Regions from separate parts of the Homo sapiens genome. Here region 1 is linked to region 2. Evidence: chromatin loops called from intact Hi-C (ENCODE). Cell type or tissue: sigmoid colon. All regions are shown on one strand. Links, peaks and the distances in the headings refer to the core of each region. The heading gives the core; the rest is flanking DNA. Region 1 overlaps OTOGL (otogelin like). Region 2 has its middle 130 kb from the start of PPP1R12A-AS2.

Region 1 (8,000 bases), core at 1-8,000, 650 kb after region 2:
ACCCAGGACATATACTTCTAATGGATTTCATAAATGAAAGAGAACCATCCAAAACTCTCAATCACATAGCAAGCCTCTGCAGAAGTTATGCCTGCTATCATTACACTGGCCAGAGAAAGTCAGTTGGCCAATTCAAACATCAACAAGCAGGGAAAATATAATTTTTCTACCTCACTAGGAGGTATAATAAAGGTACCTAGAAGAGCAAAGGCATATCTATAATTCTATGTCAGGGAGGCAATGAATGAAGAACTGGGAATAATAACCTAATCAATCCAAAAGCATTCCTGCCTGCTGCTGTCTGCATTCTACCATCTGATTCTTAAATGAATGCTTTTATCCTGAAGCCACTCAGTGCCAAAAAGAGCCTGACAGATCTCCAATCCTGTCAGAACTTCCCTGTGTCATTGAAGTTTCCCTGACTCCCACCAATAGAGCACTTAATAGAAATCTAACTCACAGGTTCTCTTAGTTCTGACTCCTCATAGCAGAAGAGTGAGCTGGACTCAGCAGAAGGCTTGGTGGTATTGAGATCACTTCACAGCACTTCATTTCTGTTCCCGTTCGGGTTTTCACTTACAACCTTTATCTGTCCTCTTGTCTAGTATCTTTTCTTTAATTTTTTTTTTTTTTTTTTGAGAAGGAGTCTCACTCTGTTGCCCAGGCTGGAGTGCAATGGTGTGATCTCAGCTCACTGCAACCTCCACCTCCCAGGTTCAAGCAATTCTCGTGCCTCAGCCTCCCGAGTAGCTGGGATTACAGGCACTCGACACCACGCCTGGCTAATTTTTTTGTATTTTTAGTAGAGACTGGGTTTCACCATGTTGGCCAGACAGGTCTCAAACTCCTGACCACAGGTGATCCGCCTGCCTTGGCCTCCCAAAGTGCTGGGATTACAGGCCTGAGCCACCGCGCCCAGCCTGTCTGGTATCTTTCAAGGAGGTTTTTCTGGGAAAATGTACCTTTATTTTTTTGCATGTATGCATTCCAATTCTCCATTTTTTTCTATGTCTAAATGGATGATTTGGGAACCTTGGATTAGTAGACCCCCATCTAATTCATAGTACCCCTCAGCAGAAGGACATGTTATTAGTCAGGGTTCTCCAGAGAAACAGAACCAAGAGTTACTGGATAGAGGTAGTCATGGGAACCACCGCTTGTCTTTGCTTCCTTCTGAACATCTGCTCCATTCTCCTACTTCTTTCTGCAGAATAGCTCTTTTTTTGGTTATTTAATAGCATGCACATGACTAAAAAATAGTTGCCATCTCCACTTCTGCTGGACCACAAAGCTCCAGGGCCCACAACCTTATGTCAACACATGACCTTTATCCCTGTGATTTACATTTCAATACCTGAGAATGAGAATTAGATAAGTGTTAGGACTACTAATATGTTATTTTGCTTAGCATCAAGTGCCTATTCCTGGTGGCCAGAGTGTGAATGCATTCATTTTCTTTACTGCTGTAACAAATTACCACAAATTTAATAGCTTAAAACAATGGAAAATTATCTTATAGATCTGGATACCAGGAGGCTGAAATAGGTTTCACTGGGCTAACATCAAGAGGTTGGCAGGACTGTATTTGTCTGGAAGCTGTAGTGGAGAATCTGTTTTTGCCTTTTCTAGCTTCTAGAAGGTGTATGCCTCATTTCTGACTGCTTTTTCCATCTTCAAATTTTTTTTTTTTCACTTATAAGGACCCTTTATCTGGCCCACACTTATAATCCAGGATAATCTCCCCATCTTGAAATCCTTAATCATATCTGTAAAGGCTGTTTTGTTATGTTAAGTAAAATTCACAGATTCTGGAAATTAAGACACAGACATCTTTGTTGAGGGGGTGGAGGGCAGCACCATTATTCCACCAATCATAGTGAGGGTCATAAAGATGTGTTGCCAATGGAACAGAAGCTGTGAGTGGGAGGAGTTTCTTTGCATAAAGAGCGAGGTAAGAGTACCAAAATTAAATAACACATCTACTTCATTTTCCTGAACAGCAAACTGCTCAGTAGCGGGTAGTGAGATTTTTCCATCCTCTGTTTCTTTCCCCTCCAGTGGAATCTGTCAGCACTCTCACATTTGTAATTTGCCTGGACTTCTTTTTCTTACTAGAATGAACTAGTATTTAATTTTCTCAAGAAGCTAGATTCTCTTTTTATCATAATGCAGATGCCTAAACCCCTTAGACTTGATGAGAAAATATGAGATGCCGTGAAGGATGGTTTGGGAATCTGTGCTTCTAATAGGTTCGCTAGGTAATTCTTACACACACCAAAGTTTAAGAATCACCTCTGCATTCTCAGTAAAGCTGATAAGTTTATCTTGTTAGAAGAGAAGACTGAAGAAAACCTTCCAAGGGAACTAGTATATTTTCACTGCAGCTTTTGGGAGATAATGATAACAATTTTGCATGTAACTCAGTAAGACTCTAATTCACGCTGGGGGTATGGGAAGAGGTCATGTCAAGATAAAGGGGAAACCTTTTTTGTGGGCTGATCAAGCTTTTTTTGACTCTCAATTCAAACGAAGGGCATAATTCCTTCTAAGTTATGTTTTCATACTGATTTGTGCTGTGTTGAATATCACAGTAATGCCATATCTCCAAAAGCAGTTTTCCATATCAATCTTGCCAATATAGGGGAAGCAGAAGATGATAGGCTAACGTTTGACACTCCAGTGGCTCTTGTCATAAATCAGATTGCCAGGTGTCTGATTTGGAACCTTGGTGTTGTATGAAGTCATCCAATCACGACATTTTGGGATTTGACAGGTTTTGTTTTATAGTTTAAATAATTGGATCCAAGTATAGCACGCTTTCTTTACAAATTTACAGTTATTTATTTTGAAGAACGTTTGTTTGTAAGTAAGCTAAGTAAGTTGTAATTAAGTTGAAAAAGTAAGAAAGAAAATATATAAAGTAACCTAGAAAATAAAAGCGTGTAATTTTTGATGCTTGGTGGTTTGGTTTTAATAATATGGCAGATTACATGATATAAAAATCTTCCAAGTATAAAGTACTTGGAAGTACGGAATTTAATAAAATAGTCAACCATGTAAATGGTTGAATAAGTTCACTAGAATGTAAGGAATATTACCAGAGACCAGAAACAAAACAGAAACTGGACTTGGTTTACTTTACTTTATGTTTGGGATTTGAATTTATATTCTGTGGTCTGTGAACCCTTAAGCTGAGAAATTAACATGAAGCTTCCTGGAGCACTTGGCAGAAGTTGGTACAAAATCTTTTTTGGAGGGGAACATACTCAACTTTGGTGGTAAAGGATTCCCATATAAAATGCCCTGCCAGACATGGACCCCAAATTCAAAATTACAAAATCCATGAAGTCATCTATCCTAAGTGAGAGAAACGAACAACAAACAACAAGATTAGAACCACCCCTACTGCCACTAAAAAATTGAAATAACATTCTTTCTCAACAACTCTAAAGTAAGTACATAAAAATTATTGAAGATATAAAGGAATTCAAAGCATGAGAAACCAACTTTATGGTATTAAATAGTGCCTTACATTAATATTTTCACTATATGGTACAAGTGCAAAGTGTTGTAGTAGTTCAGAGAATGAAGATAGCTGCAGAAACTGAACTCGATGCTAAAATGTTGACAAGAGAAAACTTTAGTTGAAGAAACATTACTTCTTTCAAGGTATCAATTAGATATTACAAATCAACGGCATCACAGCAAGTTGAAAAACAAATGTCGCTATAAAACATAACACATTAACTTCTGGGGATGAGTGTTAAATTGAAATCATGACCAACACAGATACTGCTTATGAAATATAATCATATCCTTACTCAGAAAAGGTAAGATAGATGCTACTTCTAAAATTATATGAAACATCCCAGAAACTGCCAAGCAACACACATCCAGAAAGCACAAATAGAATACTACAAACTATCTTGTAATAAGACAGTTACATTCAGAGTGGCAAACATCATTTTAAAGATACAAGATTCTATTTGCTGGCTCAAATGATAACATAAATTCTGGATAAAATCTATGAACTTGAAATGTGTTAGGTTTAGTAACACAAGTAAAGAGTATTTGCATTTCACTAGCAGAATGTGATATTACGGGAGTCAAATGTTATCTACTTTAAATTTGTTGTCAATTGATGAAAAATGAGTGTTATGTAAATCACCAAAGAAATTAACTTTCCTCAAAAATGATGAGCTTCATTACAAATATCCCATTATTATCATTGACATATATACTCCTCAATAAAAATTTTCCCATTCTTGCCAGTTGTTTTAATGTGTTGGGTTGAGGCCAATAGGCTGTCAGGTGTCACTTTCTAAAGATCATATTCCATGTGGGAAAATGTGCAGTGCTTTTGTAGCAGAAAGGGAACTGTTTATTGCTTGTATTATGTAGTTGTCTCAGACTTCTTATGAACTTAATATCACTTCACAAGCTGGTGGCTGGCTTACTTTTTGCCAAAGTTCTTTTGTCAGGGTGGAATGAAATATAAAAGCTGTCAATTACATTTTGACAGTAATAATTACATGTAGCAACAGTCATAAATTCTGTGTTTTGTGGCTCTGAGTCTAATCTTTCATCTAAACTCTCTTCTATTGCAGCTATTTAAGGAAGTCTGTTTTGCTTATTTTCATGCAGGCTACCATTTCATATATCGAGTTCATAATGTAGTTAGTTGAAAAAGGACTTGGGATTTTTGTTATTGTTCTCTTTGCCATTGTTCATTCTCCTTTTCTAACATTTTTCCTACTATGAGCCTGGATGGAAGAGGAGCAGAGAGAAGACATACACCAAAGCTTGCTCTATCTATAAAATAGTAACAACCCTGAGGCTTCCTCTTACAAATTCTACTATTTTTTTCTTTATTTTTTGAGACAGGGTCTTGCTCTGTTGCCAGGCTGGAGTGCAGTGGTGTGACCTCAGTTCACGGCAACCTTGACCTCCTGGGCTCAAACGATCCTTCCACCTCAGCCTCCATAGTAGCTGGGACTACAGGAGCATGCTACCATGCCCAGCTAATTGTTTTGTATTTTTTTTTTTTTTTGTAGAGGCAGAGTTTCATCATGTTGTCCAGGCTAATCTTAAACTTCTGAGCTGAAGTGCTCCCTCCCAAAGTGCTGGGACTACAGGCGTGAGCCACTGTGCCTGGTCAAATTCTACCAGACAAAACCACTTAACAGTTTTTAAATACATATAGTTCAAAATAGAAAAATAGTCATAAAAACATCAAATAATACAGGCTTGAACTTTTCAACTTTATTCAGTGAAAATGACTGTGATGCTTTTGAATAAAAACTTTAAAGATACTATATGAAACTTGAGATGAAAAGTTCAGAGTTACTACATTTTAATTAAGTACATACGAATACCAAAGTTTGTATCAGAAACACATAATTTTCACATGACTTTACATTGCTGCTTACTAACTTTTTTTACCAAGTTCTAGTAGTGTTAGAAATAACTATTATAAAATGTTTATTTTATTGAACTGTAAAATTTAACTTTGGTTTATGCTTGAGATTTTTCCATATGGCTGTTATTTTTGGAATTTTTTTTTCTTTGATATGGAGTTTTACTCTTGTTGCCCAGGCTGGAGTGCAATGGCACGATCTCTGCTCACCACAAGCTCCGCCTCCCAGGTTCAAGTGATTCTCCTGCCTCAGCCTCCTAAGTAGCTGGTATTACAGGTATGCGCCACCACTCCCAGCTATTTTGTTTTGTATTTTTAGTAGAGACGGGGTTTTTCCATGTTGGTCAGGCTGGTCTCAAACTCCCGACCTCAGGTGATCCCCCTGGCTCGGCCTCCCAAAGTGCTGGGATTACAGGCCTGAGCCACCACGCCCAGCCCTGACTTTTGGAAATTTTTAAGTCAAGCAAAAAGTCAAACAGTTACTAGATTAGGAAAAATAATCCTGAAGTATGATTTATAGATTTTTCATAGTGTAGGTTAAGTTATATGGGAAACTGTGAAGGCAAGAGAAACTATTGTAAAATGAGGAGTGGACTTAGTAATGCATATTGGTTATATACATTTCAACTCTTTCCAGAAAAAGTCAATAAACATTCTGCATAAACTAATTCCCTTAATTAAAAATATTTTGTTGGGGAAAAGTATTGTCTTCTAAACAGATTTCAACCTTAGTCTTTTAATTTACTTTGTAGTCACATATTCTTAAGAATCTAAAATATTTTATAGTTTTGCCTGTGGTTGAGTAAATATATATTTTTGAACTAATATTTGGAATGTAATTATACATAAGTTAATTATGTTAGATTTATATGATTGTCTAATTAGTTCAAGAGTAAGAGACTAGTAACCTTTTAATAAATAATATTAAACACATACTGTACTTCAATTAATTAAACCTATTCATTAAAAATTCAAAATGAGTGTGAATGTGTGTGTACATGTGTGTGTGCTGGAGGGGGGACAGTCACATAACTACTTTATAATTTTAGTGAAATTTGGATGTATTTTCATGCTTAAGCTTTTTCCTTTATAGACAAACATCTGTTGGCTCATGGAATTAGCTATTATTTCGGCAATGGAAAGGAATTATGGTTATCTAGAGCAAGAGTAAATGATTATTGGATTTGGAACACAAACAGGAAACTGTTTATATAATGAATGTTGGACCATGTAACATTAGTTAGGATGTCAAGAATACTTAATAGAAAAGACTCAGAAGTCATTGCAGAAGAGTTGTCTGGGTACAACAGGATATTAACAACTGCTGTGCCTTTTTGTTTCATAAAGTACTTCTGTGTGGCTAGACATTCCTTACTACTGCACACTGGTCTGTTAAATGACTTTGATAATAGTGCAGTTAACTCATGGGATCTGCTGTAGAAATGTGCACCCACTATATAAGCATGGTTTTCACTAAGGTGTGGGGCTCAGATCTATAAATTTCATTATGACATATTAGAGCTCTTTTCTCATGCCAATGTAAGCAGTCAATCCCTGTTAAAGAATAGTGCCCCTATTGCTGAAGTAATAAGTCTGTTGTTTAATTGGGTATTTGTCACAGAGGATGGAAAAACAGGGTGTGAAGGGAAAGTTTTCAGGGCTGGGTGAGTTACTTTATTTTCTTTTCAAAGTCAAGTATAGAATATTATCTTTTTTTAAAAATTGCTACTTTTGTTGCAGGATGTTTAACAGAAATATCTGTGGGCCCATGAACATGTCAAGTTAAACTATACTGTAATGGGACTTAAAAATAGATGCACATAGTTTTAGTGTACTTTTTAATTCCTAAAGAAAACTTTTAATTATTCAAGAACATGTAGACATCCTAGGAAAGATTGACAGGGTTTTATTTCACCCTTTTTCAAAGGACAGTAATTATTTTATGAATAAAATTCTAAAATGCAAAGATTAGATCAACCATTAGGAATAATGGTTATCTCTTGTGGCTTCAGGAGATATCAAGAGATATTTCTTTTTATTTTAATGCTGCTGTCTTGAGAAGGTAAAAGGTTGATATAGGCTAAAAAGGCCTATGATGTGCAGGTGTGGGTGTAACTAATACGGGCTCAGGTAAGAAGCTGCCATGCATCACTAATGAGAGACTCAGCCAAAGGGTTGTCTGCAAGTTCTAAAGCTTCAGATGCTGTATGTAGTTGGAAAGCCTGGAATTCCTTTTTGAATTACTTTATTACATAGCTATATTTATTAGAATTTGAGTACCCTACAAATATGCATACTTCTAAGATGCCATCATAATAAAGACCATCAATTTGGTTACATTTCAGGGGGAAAGGCTACACTGAAATGAACATTGTAAGAAAACTCAATTTAATGATACCTTGGAGTATATTCTTGCTTCATGTACTGCTGTTTTCATTACAAGGTAAGAACTCAGATTAAATTTTTATGTTAATTTATTGTATTTTTGTTTCTCTTACAATTTATACAAATAGTTTTCCCTTATAAAGCACTTTGAAGTCATTAGAATGAATTGTACTAAATGATACTCAGATCACCTTTTAAA
Region 2 (16,188 bases), core at 5,067-13,066:
TCTTACACACACAGACCCCCCAAACCCATCCCTCCCACCCCCTGCACCCCGCCCCATCTCTGGGCCAAAACTTTCTTTCCAGTGGGTCTGAAAAGTACTGCCTGAAATTCTCAGCATTCCTGTCATTCCCTAAAGGCTGAGGCAGCTCTCTAAACATTCTTTCAGGCACCTGAGGAATTGGGCCACCAGCTCTTCTGTGGGGAGCCAACAGGAAATTAAGTATAAAGGGCAGCAAAAGTATTTGGGGAGATGACAATGAGGCATAAAGGAAACAAAGAAGGGTGGGGGTGCAAGAAAAGAAGCCTGGTCTACCTACACACTTTGCCCTGCAGACAGTTCTACCTCTCAGCACGTGTGATGACTTACCTAGGAATGGAATGTGGACCTGGGAGGGGAAGCTGGTACAAAGCTGTGGAGGCTGGAAAGGAACCCAGGGCCCTATTACAAATCGTGAATAGTGACTTTTAGCTAGAATCACTTGCCAGAAGCTTGGGAAAAAAATGTTTTCACTGAGGGCCTAATTGGATGTCAGAAGGCTTCTACAGAAAGCCTGGCTCCTAGAGCTTCCTAGCTGCTGAGATGGGCTATCCTGGCAAGAATCCTCTCCCTCCTCCTTTCTTTCCCTCTTGCTCCCTTCCTCTTTCCCCTCCTTTTCTCTTTTCCGTACACAATCTGACAGTTTATTTGGGACAATTCTTTGGAGAACTGGGATACACCTGCAGTATATTCATTTTTAAGCCACGGACAAACCACTAGAGGGCGATGCCATCACTAATTGCTGAAACTTTCCTGCTTTCCTCTGGCTTCAGCATTCAGCAGGCCTATCCACACATCCTGTGACAGGATGTTTCTGAACTTTTCCTTCAATTCTCATTGTAAATAAACAACCTCAGGGTGAATACATCCAGATGCACATCATAGCGACATGCAGCATGAATTGCACAGGCCAAAGTTTCTGGTCTATCCGGAACAGTCTTGCCTAATATGCACCACAGTTCAGAAACCAGAGGTTAAACTTGCTTTTTTGTCCTGAATTTCTGCCTGAATTTTGGAGTTTCTCTCAAATGCTATCTCTAAGGGCAAAAGGAGCCCTTCAAAGAAATGAAAAGTTAAATAATCCAGCACAGCCCATTTGTACAGGATTTCTGTTTTGTTTCCATATTCAAGTTACAAATATTTGGTTTGCTTAAATGCAGGGTTTGCCCAAATGGTCAAAAGCTATTAGTAGATTAGTCATGTATGCAAATATGGGGAGCAGGGGCACATGTTTCTCACTGCTTGAGAAACTATGTGTATAAACGGGGTCCCAGTAAATTTGGTCCTAGCCGGGGCGTACCAAAGAAAGCAAAGCTAGCAGGGGTAGTGGCTAATGTCTGTAATCCCAACACTTTGGGAAGTTAAGGCAGGAGGATCACTTGAGGCTGGGAGTTCAAGGTTTGCCTGGGCAACATAGCAAGACCCCATCTCTAAAAAAATAAAAATAGTCAGGTATGTACTATTATACAGGTGTGCACCTGTAGTCCCAGCTCCTCAGGAGGCTGGGGTGGGAGGATCCTTTGAGCCCAGGAGTTTGAGGCTGCAGTAGCTGTGATCACACCACTGCACTCTAGCCTGGGTGACAAAGCAAGACTCTGTCTGAAAAAAAAAGGGAAGAGAAAGAAAGAGAAAGAAAGAAGGAAAGAAAGAAAGAAAAAGAAAGAGAGATAGAGAAAAGAAAAGAAAAAAGAAAAGAAGGCTGCTAGAAATCTTAAACTCGGCTGGGTGCAGTGGCTCATGCCTGTAATCCCAGCGCTTTGGGAGGCCGAGACGGGTGGATCACCTGAGGTCAGGGGTTGGAGAGCAGCCTGGCCAACATGGTGAAACTAGTCTCTACTAAAAATACAAAAATTAGCCAGGCATGGTGGCGGGAGCCTGTAATCCCAGCTGAGGCAGGAGAGGAGGCTGAGTCAGGAGAATCGCTTGAACCCGGGAGGTGGAGGTTGCAGTGAGCTGAGATCGTGCCACTGCACTCCAGCCTGGGAGACAGAGTGAGACTCCTTCTCAAAAAAAAGAAAAAAAAAAAAAAAGAAATCTTAGAACTCCTTGAACTTTTTGGGCAGAATCTCCCTTCCTATGAGTTCAACTAGTGTTCCTAGGCATACACTCTGCCTCCTGTATAGGGGCAGACTAGCATCAGACTTCTCTGAGATTAGTATTTCAAGAATTTATGCAAACTAACCTATTGAAGTTAGACTGAAGATCTGGGTAAAAATGTAAATCAGAAAGTATTCAATAAATCAGGTAAAGCACATAACAGGCAATTCATGTACTGGAATACTGCTGCCTCCAGCACTGGTGGTGTACTTCTTCAAGTACAGTACTTCTTCAAATATTTGCTGATGTCAAGCTTATCCTCCATTTATCAGCAGAGGCAGATAAGGTGAGGAAAATATTTGTAGGCAGAGAGATTTCTGGAATTTTCCTACAGTGCTGAAATACCATCCAGAGTTCAAGTGGGCCATATTTGGACAATGATTACTATGTTATTTTTTCTATCGTATTTTCACTGCTATATAATAACATTAACACTCTTTACACAAGGTCAGTACTATTTACCTAAGACTTTCCCAAATCTTTCCCATTCTCTCCCCTCAAAAGTTCATGAACACATTCTATGTTTCTGAAGGAAAAAATATAATAGAGGAAAAGTTTATTGAGATTAGTCAAGTGGGGATTGTAATTCACCAAATCTGCATTTACTAGAAGGAAGATAGAGCAGAAAACTAGTCCCAGGGTTTAAAGACTACAATTCATAGAAGACTCCTATTGTTGGGCCAACACTGTATTTCACAGCAGGTGAAGAGAGAAAAAGTACAGGAAAACAAACAAGGATGGAAGTATGGTACAGGAGGGTGCACAGTGAATAGAAGAAAATGCTATGGAAGACTACTCCTCACCGAGCAAAACCCGACTAGGTGGAACGTGGACTGAAGGTGGAGATGAATTCAAGAGTTTTACGGAGGGCACCTGTCACCTAATCACAGCGCCAACGACGCTACCAAGAAAGCATCATGGCCTTTTCTTTTACAGGCACTTTGTTTACAGGACAAATCAAGGAAATCAAGGAAAAGGCATCTTTTCTCTTCCAGATCACTTTTAGAATCCAAGATTTGGTACACTGGGACAAATAAAAACACATAGCTATGAAAGGGTCGATGAGATCCCATTTGTAACTTGGCTAAATAGAGTTGTTTCAGTACCTGACAACTTGAGTTCAATCTGTATTATTCTGAATGTATAATTGATGTGGCCATCAGTTTCCAGTAAAGGAACTTTTGTTTTGCTTTTTTCCCCCCACTTTCCCTCAGAAGGAATGGCTTTCTCATTAGGAAATGTTCGCATGCCCTCAGAAAAGGTGTTTGGAATAGAAAGACTCCCCGGAATCAGATTAAAATGCCAGCAGAGTTGAGTATGTTCTTCCCCATTTTGAGCTAGTTAAATGAGAACTCACGCCATTCTCCACACAGGGAACTTCTTAGGTAAAACTATTAAAGCCATGGAACCATTTACTTAGTGTGGTTATTAAAATCCTATGGCACTCTGGTGAACAGTGCTGTGGACTGGCAGCCAGAATATCTTTTCCAATTCTAGCCCCTATATTTCCTGGATTTATAGAAGCAAAGCAACTAGGAAAGCTGTAGGTCTTCTCACCCATTTTGTAGATATTTGTTGAGTACCCAATGTTTTAGGCACTGGAGTACAATAATAAACCAGATCTAGCACAGTCCTTGCCTTCACAGTTCAGAGTCATGAAGGAAACAAACCAGTAAAAAGGCAATTGTAACGTCATACCCATTAGCATGGCCATGATAAAAGAGAGAGAGAGAGGAGGAAAAAAAGGAAAGAAAGAAGTGTTGGTGAGGACACTAAACAATCAGAACCCTCATACAGTGTTGGTGTCAATGTAAAATGATGCGGCTACTCTAGAAAAGTCCTCCAAAAGCTCAATACAGAATCAGAATAACCATACAATGTAGCAGTGTCACTGCTAGGTACATACTCAAGACCATTGAAAACATGGCCATACAAAAACTTGTACACAAATGTTAATAGAAGCATTATTTATTAATACTCAAAAAGTGGAAACAATCCAAATGTCCATCAGCTGACGAATGGATATACAAAATGTGGTACATACATACAATGGAATATTTCAACCATAAAATGAAATGAAGTACTGATACATAATACAACATGGATGAACCTTAGAAACATATTTAGTGCAAGAAGACAGACACAAAGGGACAAATATGGTATGATTCTATTCACATAAAATGTCCAGACTAGGGAAATAAATAGAGATAAAAAGTAGATTAATAATTGTCAGGGGATTGGGGGAAGGGGAAACACGGAGTGGCTGTCAATGGGTGTGTATGTGGGTTCTTTTAGGAGTGATGAAAATGTTCTCAAATTATATAGTGATTGCATAACCTTGTAAATATATTAAAAACCACTGAATTGTACAATTTAAAAGAGTGACTTTTATGTTATGTAAATTATATCAATAAGACAAGGTAATTATAATACAATAAGATGATGGCCATATTAGAGCGTGCTAGTCTACATGTGTGGGGGTAGTGTTGGAGAAGAGGTTCAGAAAAGCTTTCTGAAAAAAATGACTTTTAAGCAGTGATCACAGAAGACAAGTAGGAGTAAGAAGGAAAAGGAGGAAGAATGGATCAATGTTAAAGGAACAGCAGAATATGCCCACGGCAGAGGGGAGAGAGCACATGGTACATTTGGAGGAATAGTGGTCCTGCTGGGCTGAAACATGGTGTTCACAGTGGAGAGAAGTAAGGCTAGGGATAGAAGGAGCAAACCAACCATGCTAAAGAATTTCTACTTTATCCTAATTATAACAGGAAACCCTTGAAAGAGCTAAAGCACAGGAATGACAAGATCTGGTCTGTTCTTCGGAAAGGTTGTTCTAAGTGCAACGCGAAGAACAGACTGGAGGTAAAGCAAGCATAGGGGCCAAGAGATTGGTTAGGAGGTTATTGCACTAACGCAAGTCTGAACTGACCAAATAGGGAAAATTGGAAGGTACCGGGGAAGTTCTTCCAAGCTCCCTGTAATGCTCTGCCAACTATAACAGTACTAGGCTCTGCCAGGAAGCAAGATGTGGTTTTAGTAAGGAGGTGGTGCCAATGCTAAGGCTGCTAGCGAGTCTTCCAGCAGACTCTACTCCTGCTTTTGGCCCAAACTTTATACTCAATCTCTAGACTTGGGCTCCCTTTTCCCTCCACAATGAACATAAAGATCCTCACCATGTGCAACAGAGAGATAGTCTACTGTAAGAGTATGGATTTGAGTCAGAAGCACCTAAGTTCAAATTCCTGCCCTGCCATTTCCAAGCTTATGTGATAAGATATACTTAACCTCTGATCTCAGTTTTTTGAATGTGAAATTAGGAAGATAGTAACATATCTCAGTTTTGTGCTAAGGATTATATGTGATTACAGATGTAAAAAAGCCTTGCACCAGGCCTGCCCTTTAGTAGGTGCTCAATAAATGTAGTCTCTGTACTCTTTGCATCACAATCCTATAGTTACAATTGTGTTCCTAATTGGTGGGTTCTTGGTCTCGCTGACTTCAAGAATGAAGCCGCGGACCCTCGTGGTAAGTGTTACAGTTCTTAAAGATGGCGTGTCCGGAGTTTGTTCCTTCTGATGTTCGGACATGTCTGGAGTTTCTTCCTTCTGGTGGGTTCGTGGTCTCGCTGGCTTCAGGAGTGAAGCTGCAGACCTTCACGGTGAGTGTTACAGCTCTTAAGGCGGTCCGTCTAGAGTTGTTCGTTCCTCTCGTTTGGAGTTGTTCATTCCTCCCGGTGCGTTCATCGTCTTGCTGGCCTCCTGCAGACCTTCACGGTGAGTGTTAGAGCTCATAACGGCAGTGCAGACCCAAAGAGTGAGCAGCAACAAGATTTATTGCCAAGAGCAAAAGAACAAAACTTCCACAGTGTGGAAAGGGTCCGGACTGAGTTGCCCCTGCTGGCTGGGGCAGCCAGCTTTTATTGCCTTATTTGGCCCCACCCACATCCTGCTGATTGGTCCATTTTACAGAGAGCTGATTGGTCTGTTTTGACAGGGTGCTGATTGGTGCGTTTACAATCCCTGAGCCAGACAGAGTGCTGATTGGTGTATTTACAATCCTCTAGCTAGATGTAAAAGTTCTCCAAGTTCCCACTAGATTAGCTAGACACAGATCACTGATTGGTGCATTTACAAACCTTGAGCTAGACACAGGGTGCTGACTGGTGCGTTTACAATCCCTGAGCTAGACACAGAGTGCTGACTGGTGCATTTACAATACTCTAGCTCGACATATAAGTTCTCCAAGTCCCCACCAGATTAGCTAGATACAGAGTGCTGATTGGTGCATCCACAAACCTTGAGCTAGACACAGGGTGCTGATTGGTGTATTTACAAACCTTGAGCCAGACACAAAGTGCTGATTGGTGCATTTACAATCCTCAAGCTAGACCTAAAAGTTCTCCAAGTCCCCACCAGATTAGCTAGGTACAGAGTGCTGATTGGTGCATCCATGAACCCCGAGCTAGACACAGAGTGCTGATTGGTGCATATACAATCCTCCAGCTAGACATAAAAGTTCTCCAAGTCCCCATCCGACTCAGGAGCCCAGCTGGCTTCGCCTAGTGGATCCTGCACCAGGGCCACAGGTGGAGATGCCTGCCAGTCCCGCGCCACACACCTGCACTCCTCAGCCCTTGGGCAGTCAATGGGACGGGGCGCTGTGGAGCAGGGAGTGGCACCCATTGGGGAGGCTCAGGCCAGGGACTCGGGCATGGCAGGCTGCAGGTCCTGAGCCCTGCCCCACAGGGAGGCAGCTGAGGCCCAGCAAGAATTTGAGCATGGCACGGGCAGGCTGGCAGTGCTGGGGGAGCCGGTGACCCCTCTGCAGCTGCTGGCCTGGTTGCTAAGCCCCTCATTGCTCAGGGCCAGCGGTGCTGCCCGCCGCTCCCAGTGCGGGGCCCACTGAGCCTGCACCCACCCAGAACTCACGTTGGCCTGTGAGCGCCACGTGCAGCCCCGGTTCCTGCCTGGGCCTCTCCCTCCACACCTCCCTGCAAGCAGAGGGAGCCGGCTCCGGCCTCAGCCAGCCCAGAGAGGGGCTTCCACAGTGCAGCGATGGGCTGAAGGGCTCCTCAAGTGTGGCCAGAGCGGACACCGAGGCTGAGGAGGTGCTGAGAGCAAGGGAGGGCTGCTAGCACGTTGTCACCTCTCACAATCATAATTCTTCAATGCAAGCATGACACCAAAGGGTGAGGCCTGCTACTGTCAAAATTTTAGTGAGCTAGGAGGACTATTCCATATTTTCCTAGAAATAGGTATTTGCTAGTTGACAAACATAAGTTATTTGTATCCATGGTTCCTTAAAATACCATTTCAAAGCCAAATGTATTTAGGGCTGGGCGCAGTGGCTCATGCCTGTAATCCCAGCACTTTGGGAGGCCAAGGCAGGTGGATCACCTGAGGTCAGGAGTTTGAGACCAGCCTGGTCAACAAGGTGAAACCCTGTCTCTACTAAAAATACAAAAATTAGCCAGGCATGGTGGCAGGTGACTGTAACCCCAACTACTCAGGAGGCTGAAGCAGGAAAACTGCTCAAACCCGGGAGGCGGGGATTGCAGTGAGCCAAGATCACGCCATTGTACTCCAGCCTGGGTGACAAGGGTGAAACGCTGTCTCAAAAACAAACAAACAAACAAAACCAAAAAGTTAGACTTATTTAAATTAATTCCTAAAAGGAAAGATCTGAGAGCTCCTCAGACAAGTCATCAAATCAGGCTTGTTTATGCTCAAGCAGGAAGGCCAAAGTTCCAGGTAAAGGCTCTCCTTTCTAGAATCAGCATAACTGCAAGGCAGCAGACCATATAAATAGTTTGATGCTCTGAACAAATGGAATGTTGTCTGGAATGATAATGTGGAAAGAGTTCATGTTAACACAGCAGGCCATTTAATGTAAAGAAACATGTTTTAAAAGCTACCTAGAGCTTTCTAGGTACAAGTGTTTTGTTCAGGTTTTTATGCAGACAGAAACAGTTTAAAAACAGGCAAGGATCGAAGGTATCAAAATGTGTTTTAAAACCTATCTGAAGGAGTTGATTACTATCAGCGCTAAAACCCAGTCTTTAGTCTCCTCCTTAACCAGGATGCAGTTCCTAGAGATAAAATATAATGTTAACACTGATCTAATATAGTAAACAATCGTCAGAACTTTGGAAAGATTTCTCTCTCTCTCTCTACACACACACACATTTTATATCTTTCATGTATCCCTCTCCCCCTCCTCCCATACTATGAAGTAATATTTAACCCCAAAGAAATAACCTTGTTAAGTTTGTTTCCTTCTTTGCTAATCACTGCAGTGGATTTCAGAAAGCACAAGGTGGCAGAAGCACACTAAAAATCCAACTGGAATAAAGGCTACAGCAATTTGAACATCATAAAAATGGCAGCAACTCTATTTTTAAAAATAAATGAGTACTTTTTCATCATAACAAACATGCTCAATAAAATTTTGAAAATATGACAGGTAGAAAAAGGAAAGGGGATTGTATTACTGAGACATATGGACAAATGTTTAATTCTTCCTACTACAATTATTAGTTGTGATTTTATCAGATATGCAACTTTATATCCTCCCTTTTAAACTCTAACAATGGGAGCACTTTCAAATCTGCTTTAGTCAAACATCTCTGTTTCAAAAAATATTTAAGGCATCTGCATGTGTCCATGTTTTTATAAACATTTTCAAAAGATCACTGATTAGAACATGGCTAATTTTATCTAGCCATTTTCCCATTAGCAATGATTGTTTTAAGTTAAACATTATCAATGACACCTGAGCCAGTAAATTTACATTTTAAGATCTCATTTCAAAAATCAAACAGGCTGGGGGCGGTGGCTCATGCCTATAATCCCAGTACTTTGGGAGGCCAAGGCAGGCGGTCACCAGAGGTCAGGAGTTCGACACCAGCCTGACCAACATGGAGAAACCCCGTCTCTACTAAAAATACAAAAATTAGCCAGGTGTAGTGGTGGGCACCTGTAATCCCAACTACTCAGGAGGCTGAGGCAGGAGAATCACTTGAATTCGGGAGGCGGAGGTTGCAATGAGCCGAGATCACGCCATTGCACTCCAGCCTGGGTGACAGCGAGACTCTGTCTCAAAAAACAAAAAACAAATAAAAACAGCCATCTGAGAAAATCAGACATGAACAAATGAAATAACATTTTATTCCAAAACAGAATCAAATGATGCTATCCTGTTTACTTTTTGCACTGGCCTGTGGGTACTTGGACCTTTCTTATTTTACAAACCTATATCTACAGTGTGTGTTTAGAAAATCATTTTATATGTCGAAAATATAACAAAATAATTTTAAAAATACTTAAGTATTGTGGTAGCAGTCAAAAGTTATTTATACTTTTAAAAGATTGCTACCAACTAGATTTGCCCCTGGAAAAATAACCAAAGCCATAATTCATTTGCTACTTTGGAATCAACCTGAATGCCAAAAACAACTGTATAAAATCATTTGGTCTAGTCATCTGCTTTAGACAGGTGAAAAGCCATTATTATTCCCCTCTATTATGGGCTCAGGAAAATAAAGCCAACATCAATGGAAGATGGTGCTCAGAACCCTGTCAAGTATGGGGAAAATTCTGTATCTCCGGATGTCTTTTGACCTTAATTCAGACCTTTAATCCACAGGTCAAAATATGTAAAATTAGAAATAATGTAATGACTTTTCCCCCTTTTAACTGAAACTCAGTTTTCTCTATTAAATGAGCAAAACAATGACTTCCATGAGAGAGGAAATTCAATTGTCAGGAACAAATGTTATTACATTCCAGCACCTTCTGAATGTTTAGTCTTGAGTCTTTCTTTTGTAAGCACTAACTAAGCAATCACAGGGAATTCTCTTCAAGAAGGATTCTCATTCATGATTTTCTCCAGGCCCCAGTGAGAACTCTAAATTAAAGGGCTCTCACTCTTTATGGCTTCACTTGCTTCTTCCTTCCCCAGTAGCTTTGAAGAAATTTCCCTTTTTATTCAAATGTGCTCACCCAGGTCAGAGAGGAGATTTCCTGAACTCTGAACACCAAGGTTAAATCTTCCATGGTCTAACACCTTGCAAGCTGCAAATAACTGAAGAGGGGAAAAAAGATCACCTTAAAGAAATTATTAGTATAGAACCTTTCTGCACTTTCTCAACATTTCTTCTACTTAGGCCTGCATGAGAAATTCAAGACCAAGTCTGGATAATTCAACTATAAACTCAGCATCAGAATGTTTTTTGCCTGCCTATTTGCTAAGGTTTCCAAAAACTGGGCTTATCCATTTCCAGAGCCCTGGAAAAAATTTGAAAACATGAACTATATTAATAATAATGTGCCTTCTCTATAGAGCATCCACATTTTAAAAGCCTAGAGATCCTGGCTTGGGAAAGCTAGAAAAGTAAATACCAACTATGATGACTGGAGAAACTAATTTAAATTCCTCTGCTGAATCTTGTCCCCAGGCTTCCAATAAAAATAAGTTAGGTTTTGGCCCTGAACTATTCCTTACAAAAATTGCTTATCATTATACAAGAATAGTTTCCCTATTTTCTGTTTATTTGTTTTTCCTCTAGTTCTATTCTTTCCCACATAGATTAAACCAAAATAAGATTAGCCAAACCTAATTTGATTCTAATCCAAGCCACACACCCTATGTATTCCATTACAAATCAAGTTTAATTTACTGACTTCCTTGGGTCCCAACTGAATGACCTACTGGAAGCTACGAAAGGGGTCACAGAGTAAGACTGCAGGCCAAAAAAAGAATGTGAAAAACACATGCAAGCCTGGAAACAAATTCACCCAAAGACATAACTTGCTTAAGATGTTTCTTGTGGAATTTGAATGCTAAAAGATCAAGTCTCCTAACAGGAAAAGCAGCCAACAGAGAAGCAGATGCATTCACATTCACTCATCATTCGTTCGCTCATTCATTCATTCAACAATTATACATAGACCTCTCATAGTCATGAGTTTTAACAACAGCAGAAACTTCAGGAGAGTATTTGCTTTCTGGTGCTCAGTTCTGCACTGAAGCCAGTCTCCCATTACCACAGGATTTTTTCTGTATGTTGTAAAATCTGTGAACATAAACTTTAGTTTTTATCTGCTTTTATTTTTTGGTAATTTGGAAGCTGAATTTAAAACATCCCCTTTAATTTTGGCAACGAGTAGCTTTTAGATTCTTTTAATCCAAGGGATTTTAGACCTTCTGAAGTCAAGGTTTACTTCTAAAGAATAAAGAATTTTGTTTGCTAACAATGTGAAAGAGCTAATATAATAGCTACATATGGTCTTATACCAGTGATAAGTCACTAATGTTGTTACAGCTTATGTGACAAACGTTCACAATGTTTTTGGTCCTCAAAATCACCCTGACAGCAGTAGTACTCCAGAGAGGTGTGAGGAGACGAGTGAAAAACCCAAAAAGAAGAAAAAGCAAAAGCCCCAGGAGGTTCCTCAGGAGAAAACAGAAGACCCATCTATCTCTTTCTCCAAACCCAAGAAAAAGAAATCTTTTTCCAAGGAGGAGTTGATGAGTAGTGATCTTGAAGAGACTGCTGGCAGCACCAGTCTTCTCAAGAGGAAGAAGTCTTCACCCAAGACGGAAACAGTTAATGACCCCGAAGAGGCAGGCAACAGAAGTGTCTCCAAGAAAAAGACGAAATTCTCCAAAGAGGAGCCTGTCAGCAGTGGACCTGAAGAGGCTGCTGGCAGCAAGAGCAGCTCCAAGAAGAAAATGTTCCATAAAGAAGCCCAGGAAGATTAGAATGCAAATGGACATTCTCTGGGAGGCGGGGCATACCATAGCCCAAGACGACATTTCCTACCATGTCCAGTTCCCCAATAAAAACAAATTCACACACACACACAAATCACCCTCATGAAATAAGAGAGGAATTATTATGACCACTTTGAAGATCAGGAAGTGGAGGCTCAGGAAAGGGAAATGATATGTCCAAAGTCCCTTTTTCTAAGTGGTGAATTCAAATCTTAAGACTATCTGATCACTGTTCTTTTCTACTTTTCCTCAATTAATATTTAGTTTAAAATTTAAGCTTTTGTGTATTTTGTTCTAGGGGTTGGGACTATAAAGCTGTACACATATATAAAATTCCTCCTTAGCCTAGGCAACATGGCAAAACCCAATCTCAACAAAAAAAATACAAAAATTAGCTGGGCATGGTGGTGTGCATCTGTAGTCCCAGTCACTTCGGAGGCTGAGGTGGGAGGATAGCTTAGGCCCCAGAGGCAGAGGTTGCAGTGAGCCAAGATGGCACCATTGCACTCCAGCCTGGGGCAACAGAGCCCGAAACTGTTTCAAAAAAAAAAAAAAAATTCCTCCTTATGATTCAAGAGATTCCTGCATAGTCCTCAATCTTTGGTTTTGCTTTAAGAACAGATCATCTGCCCCATTTGGCTTAAAAACAAAAATTAAACACATAATACAAACATGAGACTATAAATACATTAGACTTCAATAAATAGAACAAAAATGTTCACTGTTTAGTTACAGCATGTCATTTGATGAGCAGAAAATTAGAAAAATGATTTTAGTCCCCATTTCAGCATTACTTAACTAGAAAACCTTGGGTAAATCTCTCAAATTCTGTGTCTCAGTTTGTATACACTATTAAATGGGTATAAAAAATTGTCCTTCAAATGTTATAACCAGTACAAAATCATTAAATCTAAAATTGGTATATATTTCCTAGTACTACTGGTATAAGAATTCTGAAAAAAGAGAGGAAAAGTTCATTTCAGTTTTGTCTCACGCAATAGTTAACATACAAGGTACTTTTTTTAAAGCTTGTTTAGTATCTAGAATATTGTGTACACATTCATTAAATTCCTTAAATTCTTTTTACTGATATCCCTTTGGACCCTGAATCCAATATTATGTAGCCATTTTCCCTATTACACAAATAGACTGGTTTGCACAGGTTACACAGTATGTTAATGGCAGAATCAAAGGTCAAAATATCTGATCGATATCCTAACCATGCCAGGATCATCCACTGCTAACAAGACAGAACTGTGACAGTCTCTTTAACGTCAGCAGAATTCTCTAAGCTGAGCCTTATTTTAGCTATCAGTTTCCTTCAGTTCCCATGCTGAATTTTATCAGATCTGCTTCTTTCTCTTCCTCTATTCATGCCTAATAAGCAAAGAAATAAAAAAGAAAAGCCGTAAAAAGCAGAGCACAGCATCTGGATAATCCACAAACCAGAAAAACCTGACTGACAAGAGTTAACTAAATGGATTTTTTAGTGGATTTGTTTGTTTTTTTGAGACAGGGTCTCACTCTGTTGCCTAAGCTGAGGGTAGGCGCACAATCACGGATCACTGCAGCCTCAAATTCCTGGGCTCAGGCAATCCTCCCACCTCAGCTGATCCTCCTGCCTCAGCCTCTTGAGTAGCTGGGTCTACAGGCATGCACCACCACACCGGTCTGATGTTTTGTTTTGCTTTGTAGAGACAGTTCTTGCTATTTTGCCAAGGCTGGTCTCAAACTCCTGGCCTCAAGTGATCCTCCTGCCTGGCCCTCCCAAAGTGCTGGGATTACAGTAGTGAGCTACTGTGCCTGGCTGGATTTCTTGTCTACAGTTTAGAAACTCAATCTTCTTCAATCACATAATGAGTCTCAGGATATAACAGCAAGACACAACGTGAATTTGTGATTAAATTTTATTTTCATGAAATTTTTTGCATAGCCAGAATCACAAAACAAAAATGAGGAAATGCTAAAGTTGATTTACAAAAAGTGAAAGAAAAAACACACCCGTGGGAACCCCATCACCAAAACCGTAAAAAAAAAAAAAAAAAAAAATTGCAAAAATCTTTCAGAAAAGGCAGTCTAGTCACCCAAAGAAATTCATAAGTTGACTGGCTGGAGAAGATTTCTTGAAAATATATAATAGAAGTTACAAATTAAGAAGTAACATATGGAGTAGGTAGTCAAAGTGAGAGGCGACAGTGTGCTGGCAGCCCTTGCTCACTCTTGGTGCCTCCTTGGCCTCGGTGCCCACTCCGGCCGCGCTTGAGGAGCCCTTTAGCCTGCCGCTGTAATGTAGGAGCCCCTCTCTGGGCTGGCCAAGGCTGGAGCCGGCTCCCTCTGCTTGCAGGGAGCTGTGGAGGGAGCAGCGTGGGCGGGAACTCAGGCTGCGTGTGGCGTACGCGGGCCAGCGTGAGTTCTGGGTGGGTGCAGGCTTGGCAGCCCCGCACCTGGAGCAGCCGGCCAGTGCCACCGGTCCCAGGCAGTGAGGGGCTTAGCACCCGGGCCAGCAGCTGTGGAGAGTGTGCCAGGTCCCCCAGCACTGCTGGCCCGCCCAAGCTGTGCTCAAATTCTCGCCGGGCCTCAGCCGCCTCCCTGCGGGGCAGGGCTCAGGACCTGCAGCCCGTCATGCCCAAAGAATGCCCCCTGCTTTCCCCACCGTGGGCTCCTGCATGGCCCGAGCCTCCCCGATGGGTGCCGCCCCCTGCTCCGCAGCGCCTGGTCCCATCGACCACCCAAGGGCTGAGAATTGCAGGCACACGGCATGGGACTGGCAGGCAGCTCCACCCGTGGCCCTGGTGCGGGATCCACTAGGCGAAGCCAGCTGGGCTCGTGAATCAGGTGGGGACTTGGAGAACTTTTATGTCTAGCTGGAGGATTGAAAATGCACAAATCAGCACTCTGTGTCTAGCTCAGGGTTTGTAAATGCACCAATCAGCACTCTGTGTCTAGTTTAAGGTTTGTAAATGCACCAATCAGCACCCTGTGTCTAGCTCAAGGTTTGTAAACGCACCAATCAATGCTCTGTGTCTAGCTAATCTAGTGGGGACTTGGAGAACTTTTATGTCTAGCTAGAAGATTGTATATGCACCAATCAGCACTCTGTGTCTAGCTCAGGGATTGTAAGTGCACCAATCAGCACCCCGTGTCTGGCTCAAGGTTTGTAAATGCACCAATCAGTGCTCCGTGTCTAGCTAATCTAGTGGGGACATGGAGAACTTTTGTGTCTAGCTCAGGGATTCTAAATGCACCAATCAGCACCCTGTCAAAACGGACCAATCAGCTCTCTATAAAATTGGCCAATCAGCTTTCTGTAAAATGGACCAATCGGCAAGATGTGGGTGGGGCCAAATAAGGGAATAAAAACAGGCTGCCCGAGCCAGCAGCAGCAACCCACTCAGGTCCCCTTCCATACTATGGAATCTTTGTTCTTTCGCTCTTTGCAATAAATCTTGCTGCTGTTCATTCTTTGGGTCCACACTGCCTTTATGAGCTGTAACACTCACTGCGAAGGTCTACAGCTTCACTCCTGAGGTCAGTGAGACCACGAACCCACCGGGAGGAATGAACAACTCTGGACGGGAGGAATGAACAATTCCAGATGTGCTGCCTTAAGAGCTGTAACACTCACCGCAAAAGTCTGCAGCTTCACTCATGAAGCCAGCGAGACCATGAACCCACCAGAAGGAAGAAATTCCAAACATGTCTGAACATCAGAAGGAACAAACTCCAGACACACCATCTTTAAGAACTGTAACACCACGAGGTTCTGCGGCTTCATTCTTGAAGTCAGCGAGACCAAGAACCCACCAATTCTGGACACAAAAGCGTATGTGGAAATAATAGCAATAGTTCTGCATTTACCATGTGATTTATATTGGGCTATGCATTTTTAAAATCTATTATTTTACTTAATCCTTACCAATCCTAGATTGTTAAGAAGTCCTGCTAGTCCTTAAGGGAAATAATCTCTTCTTACTCTGTGCTTGTTCACATTATTTCTATACTCTGACTAAATGTAAACTTACCGAAGACAGAAACAATCTGATTCATGTTAGTCCTGCCTTGGGCATCTATAGTTGCCTGCCCAATAAATAGTAGAGTTTAAATGAGTAATTTTCAAACTTTGGGTGCATGAGAACCTTGAGTAGATCCTATTAAGAGGACAAAGATCTATTAAGAGAACAAAGATCTATAACCCACACCCCAAAAAACGACTCAGTAGATCTGAGTTTGATCTAGTGCTTATGTGAAATATTCAACAAAAGTTTACTAAATATGCAATAG

Evidence for each region. A loop is a pair of places that touch in the nucleus more often than their neighbours do. Peaks named below come from ENCODE experiments on the same cell type or tissue, not always from the same donor. Only the 100,000 strongest peaks of a DNase experiment are listed, where the experiment ranks them.
Region 1: a loop joins it to region 2, with 2.9 times the contacts of the local background. A loop is called at or near these places in 3 of 110 quality-filtered maps.

What each region holds. Positions count from the first base shown.
Region 1 is chr12:80,201,652-80,209,651 of GRCh38, forward strand. OTOGL (otogelin like) reads left to right here. Exons shown (of 59, transcript NM_001378609.3): 2 at 7,762-7,859. The coding sequence starts at 7,781. Among named protein-coding and RNA genes, the nearest start is that of OTOGL, 110 kb to the left of the region's middle. In sigmoid colon, for the core only: no CTCF peak of the experiment used is centred there; no DNase peak of the experiment used is centred there.
Region 2 is chr12:79,547,277-79,563,464 of GRCh38, forward strand. It overlaps the pseudogene NOP56P3. Among named protein-coding and RNA genes, the nearest start is that of PPP1R12A-AS2, 130 kb to the right of the region's middle. RefSeq lists enhancers at 2-730, 173-467 and a silencer at 173-467. In sigmoid colon, for the core only: a CTCF peak has its summit at 8,447 (motif pointing right); no DNase peak of the experiment used is centred there; H3K27ac peaks cover 189 bases.